Linked DNA regions of Mus musculus: region 2 is linked to region 1. The links are chromatin loops, found by intact Hi-C in ENCODE. Cell type or tissue: gastrocnemius. All regions are shown on one strand. Links, peaks and the distances in the headings refer to the core of each region. The heading gives the core; the rest is flanking DNA.

Evidence for each region. Peaks named below come from ENCODE experiments on the same cell type or tissue, not always from the same donor. Only the 100,000 strongest peaks of a DNase experiment are listed, where the experiment ranks them.
Region 2: it touches region 1 in a loop (2.1-fold over the local background); 1 of 42 quality-filtered maps calls a loop at or near these places.

What each region holds. Positions count from the first base shown.
Region 1 is chr5:118,779,345-118,783,568 of GRCm38, forward strand. No RefSeq gene overlaps it. Among named protein-coding and RNA genes, the nearest start is that of Gm42015, 62 kb to the right of the region's middle. In gastrocnemius, for the core only: no CTCF peak of the experiment used is centred there; a DNase peak (open chromatin) is centred at 2,419; H3K27ac peaks cover 1,144 bases.
Region 2 is chr5:119,101,091-119,105,314 of GRCm38, forward strand. No RefSeq gene overlaps it. Among named protein-coding and RNA genes, the nearest start is that of 1700081H04Rik, 5.0 kb to the right of the region's middle. In gastrocnemius, for the core only: a CTCF peak has its summit at 2,606; no DNase peak of the experiment used is centred there.

The DNA.
Region 1 (4,224 bases), core at 1,096-3,595:
ACATTCAAGAGTAGGGACTGTATGGCGCGCAGCCTTCCTCAGCGACCTCACGTGCTTGTGTATACTTACCTTCCCTCCAGTGTCTTTCCATACCCCCCCCCCCCCGCAACTCATTTCTTTTTTGTTTGTTTGTTTTTGTTTTTGTGAGACAGGGTTTCTCTGTGTACCCAGGCTGGCCTGGCCTGGCCTGGCCTGGAACTCAGAAATCCGCCTGCCTCCGCCTCCCGAGTGCTGGGATTAAAGGTGTGCGCCACCACACCCAGTTTAGCTCATTTCTTTAAAGTCCTGAGTGACGTCAGTCCCTGCTAGATCTCTCCAGTTTATTCGTAGCTTTACTTACTAAAGAACACCTTGGCTGTTTTAAGTGTTTGGCAGTTATGAGTAGACCCATTCTAAGCATCCACGTGAAGGCTTTATACAATGGACAGGAGTATGAGTTTTTCTATACTTAAGGGCTGGCAAAACGGCTCAGGGAAAGGGCGATTGCACCCAAGCCAGATGATCGTGAGTTTGATTCCCTGGAACCCACATGGAGGAAGGAAAGAACTGAGTTCCAAAAGTTGCCCTCTGACCCCCACGTGAGTGCCAAAGCATATGTCCACCCTAAATATAAATTTACATATGGAGTTTATTTGCTTGGATGATCTAATGTATTCCAGGTTAATCTCCAGCTCCCCGTGTGTAAGGGTTACCTTGAACTTTATAAACCTCTTTGGTCTGTATGTTTTCATGGGTGATGTTTCTATTAATGTCTTTGGCCCATTTTAAAAAACAAAAAAAAAAACAAAAAAAAAAAAAAAAAAAACCAAGCTGTCGATTGACTTAACTGGCCTGGGGTAGCACAGAAAGTATTTTGGTTCCTGGTTTCTGAGGATTCAGTGTTTCATGGTGGGGAAGGTAGTTAGAGTTGGCTCACCTTTGGTGGTGGGAGCTTGCGACTTTAGGATAAACGTGGCTCCTCCCGTGACTGTGCCTGAGGCGTGAAGAGCTTCGACCAGAAGCTGAGGTGGATAGAACCGTCAAGGCCTGTCCTTCATGAGCTACTTCAGCCAATGAGGATCTGCAGGGCACATTTATCTTTATCTGAATGATAAATAAGTCAGAGAACACAGAGACTGGTATTGAACTCCCTGCCTCCACCTCTGGATCACAGCCTGAGACAGGGTTTCTCTCTATAGCCCTGGCTGACCTGGAACTCACCCTGTGTACCGGGCTGGCCTTGAACTCAGAGATCTGCCTGCCTCTGCCTCCTCGGCGCTGGCATTAAGTTTAGGCTTGTGGCCGCATAAGCATCTTCCAAATAGCCGCTGTCATGGTGCCGCTGTGCCTGCTGTAGGAAAATCAAGCTGCCTGCCGCCAGCTCAGATCTCTGCTCCCCTCTTCCCCTCCCTCTAACTCTCATGTTAGTGATGGGCACAGCATTTGGCCCTTTCTCATAGGGTCCTTCTTCCCAGGCTCACACGAGGTGGGTCTGCCATAGTCCACCCAGAAGCTCCCATTAAGGCCACACACTCAGCTAACCTAGCGACACTGTCACACACTCACTGGTGAAGCCCTGTGTGACTCAGGAGGGGTCAGGCATTCAAGGTCATTCTCTACTATATAAGCAAGTTCAGAGTCCAGGGCTAGCCTGGGCTACAAGAGACTGTCTTCTCCTCCTTCCATACCCTTCACTGTCCCCTGCTTCTCCCTCTCCTCCCCACTTCCCCTTCCCTCTCCTCTCCTGTGTCTTTCACTATCCTCATCTCTTATCAGTGACCTGTCCCTCCCTCCCTAACCTGACCTCCCTGAGTCGGAGCTGAAACACCCATTGGTCTGCTATTCAGTGTTTGGTCATTTCCTCTGCTGGTCCCAAATTTCCTCCATTAGGGGACTCGTCCCTCTGTGTAGGTCTTGGGCAGTTGGAAGGGGCGCTGTGCGTCAGAATTCCAGGGAGAAGGACCTTCTCAGATCCAATTAGGCTGTAGGGTAACATCAGAGGAGCAGAGCATCCCCAATGCTGTCGCAGGGTCACAGGGTTACAGGGTCAAAGCATGGCTCTTACTGAATAATAGATCCGTGGACACTAATGGCAGGCACCACGAACTAAATAGACTCTGTAATTTCTAGATGTTTCAATGCCTCACTGTGGGGTGAGGTAGGGGTGCGGATCCCACTCCCCCTTCGTCGGTTTCCGTGGTAGCAGCCGCTGTGGAGGGCATCTTTCTCAGTCTCCTGTCCTCCAGTTTCTTAGCCTAGTTCCTTGTGGAGATCCTGCTTCCTTCCGACCCCAGGGTCTTAGCTCTACATTCCAGGACGGTAGCCCCGAGTTCTTAGGAGCGATGCAACCTCAAGTCCTTGAGTCCCGCACCCGCATCAGGTGCATCCATCCATCTAGCGGAGCGGAGCTCGTGTCCTTCCACATGTGGCCAGCAGGTGTCGCCACAGACCGGGCAGCAGCCGAGCTTTGGCGCCATGTCACCTGGGCAGCTGGAGCCTGGGATGGTGATGAGGGGGGCAGACTGAGGCAACCCAGGTGAGACCTGCAGAGCTAACAGTGTGCTAGTGTGGTGTGCAAGGCCCTTTTTGCTCTACTGGGGTCGTAAGGACCCCGAGATAACGTTCCCAAGTACCCACTACAGAAATGACTTGAGAGGATCCGAGAGGCAAGGCTATTTGCTCGAGGCCACACAGCACTCAGCAAGCAAGGGGCAGGCTGGGTGAGCTGATGCCATGAAGGGGAACGTGCAACTTACCCAGGGTCACACTGTCTGTTTGTGGCCAAGCCAAGGCTCGAACACAGTCTGGGTTTGTATTACTGTTTGTTCAATTATTTTTGAGACAGGGTCTCACTGTTTAGACCTGGCTAGCCTGGAACTTACCATGTAGCTCAGGCTGCCCTGAAATCTCTGTTGATCCTCTATCCCAAGTACTAGGATGACACCATTCTGATTGTATGACTATTTTTGATTGACAGCCCACAGCTGTATCTGCTTGCAGGACACAAGCCCCGATGGTGTGTCCTTACCAGCACCCAGGCTGCCTGTGGCCAGTGCTTTGTCAGCCTCAGACAGCCTGTCACTGTCCTCTGAGGACTTTGTAAACTGAGACTGCGGAGGGTCTGTAACTAGTCTTGTTTCCTGGAAGGCAGACCCTCCCACCCTCAGCAAACCGCCTCTGTCCAGGTCCAGACTCTTGTGTCTTTCCCATCCTTTCTCCCAGTGTGCTGTGCTTGCACAGGGAGATGTTGTGTGTCTCTGAGCACCCAGCGGACTTCTGTTTGGGCTCACGTTCTGTGGTCTTCCACCTTCTGGGTACTCACCAACTAATGTATGCTGGACACGCCCTGGATTCTTTTCAGTACCGTGTGTGTGTGTGTGTGTGTGTGTGTGTGTGTGTGTGTGTGTGTAAATGGGACTCGCCTTCAAGAACACACATGGGGTCAGCAGTGGGCTTCATGTGGGACAGGATCCTGCACTGTTGCTCTGCCCTGCAACACTGCATTCCTAGTATTTGGACATGCCTGTAACCTTTGCACAATGACAAGATTGGCTCCGTTATTCACTTCTAATTCAGACTTCATGCAAATGTGTTTTATTATTTATTCAAAATTCATATTTATCTTATTTTACACATCTAGGTTCTCTCCCTGTATTACATACAGTATTTCTGGGTGTCATGTGTGTGCCTGGTGCCCTAGGACATCACAGAAGGGCATCAGATCTGCTGGAACTGGAGTTACAGATGGTACCGACTACAGAAGCCTACTAAAGAAGATGGCTGAGGTCCTGTGATGCCATTGGTGTCTGAAAGGTGCTGCCCCAGGGAGCCCCCGTTCTACAGAAGGAAAACGGCACCTGCGACCCAACGACTTAGGGATCAGACTTGGCCTAGCTTCACTTATACAGATGGGGAAACAAAGGCCCATTGAGCTGAACAGTGAAAGCCATAAGCTTGCCGCCTCCCGCAAGCTCCTCTGGCTTCAGTGCTGGGCAGTTGCACCCCTCATGCATGGGTGTGGGGGCACATGAGATCTCTCAGGGGACAGCTGATCCTGAAAGATCTCTCAGGGGGTAGCCTGACATCTTTGGATGCCCATTGCCATGTCACGTGGTATCCACCACCCATGAGAGTGGCTGACCCTGTATCACCTGCCCACTAACCTCCCAGCCCTGGCTGTGACCCACACCAGCTTCCATGGGAATGAATGCCCATTTGCTTGCTTTTAACTCTGTGGCTAGAGCT
Region 2 (4,224 bases), core at 1,171-3,670, 320 kb after region 1:
TTGGATGCAGGGTCTTACTCTGTTTCCCAGGCTGGCTTAGAACTTGCAAACCTCCTAGCCCAACCTCCTAGCCCAACCTCCTATGTGTTGGGGTCATAAATGTTAGCTACCAGTACACCTAACCTATGTATAAGCATTTGTTTCTGAGCAGGCTTTTGTATGGAGCATAAGAGGCAGGAGGGGACTGGTGGCTGCATTCCTGAGTGGATGAAAGGCTCGTACTTACATGTGGAGGTGACAGGTGGCTGAAGAGTTTGGGGACAAATGGATGGGTGGGCAGTCACTTAACCAGCTATATTCTGGTGCTCAGCACAGTGCTTCCGTTCCATTGTTAATTTTCTCTGTTTTAAAAATCAATTGATTGAATTTCCTTGTGGTGTGCTGGCTGGGTTTAATCAACTCAACATGAACTAGAGTCCCCTGGAAATAGGGCACCCAGATTGAGAAGTTGATTCTGACAGATTGATTTACCAGGAAATCTGTAGGGCATTTTCTTAATTGATGGTGAATGTGTGAGAACCCAGTCCACTGTGGGTGGTGTCACCCTGAGGTTGGTGGTCCTGAATGGTGTATGAAAACCGGCTGACCAATCCAAGGGCAGCAAGCCAGTGAGCAGTCCTCCTCCATGGCCTCTACTTCAGTTCCTGCCTCTAGGTTCCTGCTTGAGTCCCTGCCTTTACTTGTCTTAAAGATGGATCATGATATAGGCCTGTAAGCTAAACTAACCCTTTTTGCCTTAAGGTGCCTTTGGCCAGTGTTTTATCATAGCAACAGAGAAGCAGGCTGGTGTGTGTAGGTTTGTTTATTTGTTTGTTTTTCGAGACAGGGTTTCTCTGTATAGCCTTGGCTGTCCTGGAACTCACTCTGTAGACCAGGCTGGCCTCGAACTCAGAGATCCACCTGTCTCTGCCTCCCAAGTACTGGGATTAAAGACGTGTGCCACCACTGCCTGGCTGTCTGTAGGTTTTAAAATACAGTATTTTATTTATACTTTGAGAATTTCATGCATGTATACAATGTATTTAGTCATATCCACCTCTTATTACTTTCCTCCAGCTTCCCCTGAACTCTCCTCCAACACCCACTTCTTCCTCCTCCCCTCCCTCTCCTCCCCTCCCTCTCCATCCTCCATCCTCCCTTCTTCCTCCTTCCTTCCCCCTCCCCCTCCCTCCTTTCCCTCCTCCCTTCTCCTCCTTTCTCTCCTCCTCCTCCTCTTCCTCACAACTTATTCCAATCAATGTTGCTCATCTGCATAGGGGTGTGGGATCACCCACTAGAGCACAGGTAATCTAGCAGTGACCACTCCGCTCAGAAGAAAGCACGTCTCCTCCCTCCAGCATCCATCAACTGCTCCTCAGCCAGGGGTGGGGCCTTGTGAGCTCCTCCATCATCCTTGCTGGAATTTTAACTGACTTGATCTTATACAGGTCAGCACAGCTGCTTTGAGTTCCTGAGCACAGTGCCACGTGTCCTGCCCAGAAGATATCACCTCACAGTCCCTCCTCCTCAGCCACACCCCTTTTCCTCAAGGATGACTGGACCCCATCATTACCACAGAGGTTCTGGTCTCCTCTTTACACCCAGGCATGAGGCAAGAGTAGCATGAAACAATCCACTCTATGTCCCGAGAGAGACAGCGTCTGTTGAGACATGGAGGTGTTGTAAATGAATACAGATGGCTGTCTCTGAGAAAGGATCGCATGAAGTCTCCAAATGCCAGCTCATTGTCATGGCTGTTTTGGAAATTACCCCAAACTTTCTCAGCACCAAGAGGGCCTCAGTACAGTCAGGTACTTCCCTTTTAATATTTTTTTTCTTGTTTGTATGTTTTGTGTTGTGTTGTGTGGTTTCCAAACACATATGCCAAAGCCCAGAGAAGGAAGAGACTTACCCAAGTCCACAGAGTGCCGTGGCTATCAAATGGGAACTGACAACTCAGGCTCTTGGATCAGGGCTTCTACAATCTGTCCTCACTGATCCCAGCTTTCCCTGTTCTCAAATGACTCTCACCGCACCTTGTGTCTCTTCAGCTTCGGTTCCTCCAGGACTCACAAACCAGCCTGACCTTACTCATCTCCAGGGTGACATTCCAGTTCAGGTCACTGCCAGCACCTGGATGTTGAGCTGCTGGAAAGATTTGGACCCGAGGAATTTGCCTGGTACAGACAAATACACAAGATGCCCTCTAGAGTTTCATGGTTTCCCCCTGAAGCTCATGACTATAGAGACAAATCTTCCTCTTCATTCCCTTTCATGGGTGGAACAAAAGAGAGGGAGATACACACACACACACACACACACACACGCACAGAGCTCACCCTGGTTACTCAACAAAGGTTGTCAGAAAGATTGTGTTTGTTCATGCATGGGGCCTTGGGGCCCTAAACATCTTCCTGTAATTTTTTTTTGAGTGGCACCCAGGTCCTTCCTGCTTGCCTGTGTGGCTGTCCCCTTCCCCCCCCCCTTCTCCCCCTCTCCATCCTCTCTCCCTTTCCATTCTGAGCTATAGAGGGTTCTGGGTCCCTGGAACACTGTTGCAGTAGCTTTGCAAGCTAACCCTGTGGTCTGTTTAGATCTCTATGCATTTGTCATTGAGTGCCCTGCAGGAGGAGCCCTCTCGTTTCTCAGGTCACCTCACCTGGCTCAGCACTGTTAGAGCAGCAGCTGTCACTTTATACTGAGTGCTGTTCTTGGCCTCCTCATGGCTGTGTTATGGATGTACCATTGGGCAGGTAGGTTAACTGAATCATGGGAAAAATCACCCAATGTGGGACCTCCTATGCTTATTACTAATTTGTACTAGTTGCCCCAAAGCAGCTTCTTTCCACAGATTAGCTGGTTTGATCCTGTTCATGGCCTGACCAGGTAAACACTTCCATTTTCTGTATTGAGTCTCCACTGAGATTCCCTCAAAGACATACAGCACTTAGGTGGCCAAGCTCAGTGGTGATGCCATCAATTCTAACAATGTGTTAGATGGATATGCTTGGTTTGGTTTCTCTATCTCTCCCATTGCCACGGGAACATGGTACTCAGTGGCCACAAGTCAAGAGAAGCTGGAAGCCTTGGTAGATCCCCTGTGAACTCTGATTATGAGTCTCTAATCCCATCTTTCCTCAAAAGCACAGGTGCTTCATGTCCGAAGGTGCCGAAATGTAGCACACAGCTGCTTCTCCTGCCTACTGGGTTCTCTGACAACACCCCTAGCACTTCAAGGAGTGCTTGCTTTGGAAGAGTTGGGGTCAGAGAGTTTCCTTGCAGGGATGATGCTTTTCTTAAAATGTTGAGCATAGCCTGTCACTGTCTAGTGTAAAATAGTCCATATACCTACCTGTCCATCTCCAGCCTACCATCCATCCATCCATCCATGCATCCATCCTTCCATCCATTCATCACCTACCTATCCATCTACCCATCCATTCATCAGTCTATTCATCCACCCCACCACATCTGTTTATCTACCCACCCAACCACTCATCCAGCCAGCCAGCTACACATCCATTGATGTGTTCATCCACATCACCCCATCTATTCATCTACTCATCCATGTTGCAGGATTTTCCCTGTTCAATCGCATTAGAGCAGTGGGAGACCTGTGATTGGACAGGAGAAGGGTGGCAGAGCAAAGAGTTGAGGAGACAGAGAGAAAGGTCTAAGGAGGAGAGAGAACACCAGAATGGAGGCTGATGTGGGTTATCAAAAGGTTAGAATAATTGGGTTAAAGCTTTATCCCAATTATTTGGCTCTGAAATTACTGTACTGGCATCTTGTAAATTGTGTTATTATTAATACATAAATCTGATTGGTGAATTAAGCATTAAGAGTCTTGATTCTACTAGGTAATTAGGTGTTGAAATGGCTAACCAGGGGTGCGTGGTGTGTTGCATGAAAGCAAGAGGAACTGGGGGGGGGGCTGTCAGAGAGATAGCCTGGTGGGAGCCATGTGACCTCAAAGGGCTGGTGAGTTGGTGTGTCAAGAGACTTAGTGAGTGAAATCACCTGGTGCAGGGGCTAGCTCTAGAGGGTTGTAGGATCACGGGAGTGTGGCCTGGCCACCCTGAGAGTTGGAAGGTTCACATCCACCCATCCACTATACATCCATCCATCCATCCACTACACATCCATCCATCCATCCATCCATCCACTTACCCACCCATCCATGTATCCATTCATCTATGGCCACCCCATCCATCCATCCATTCACCCATCCATCCATCCTTCTAC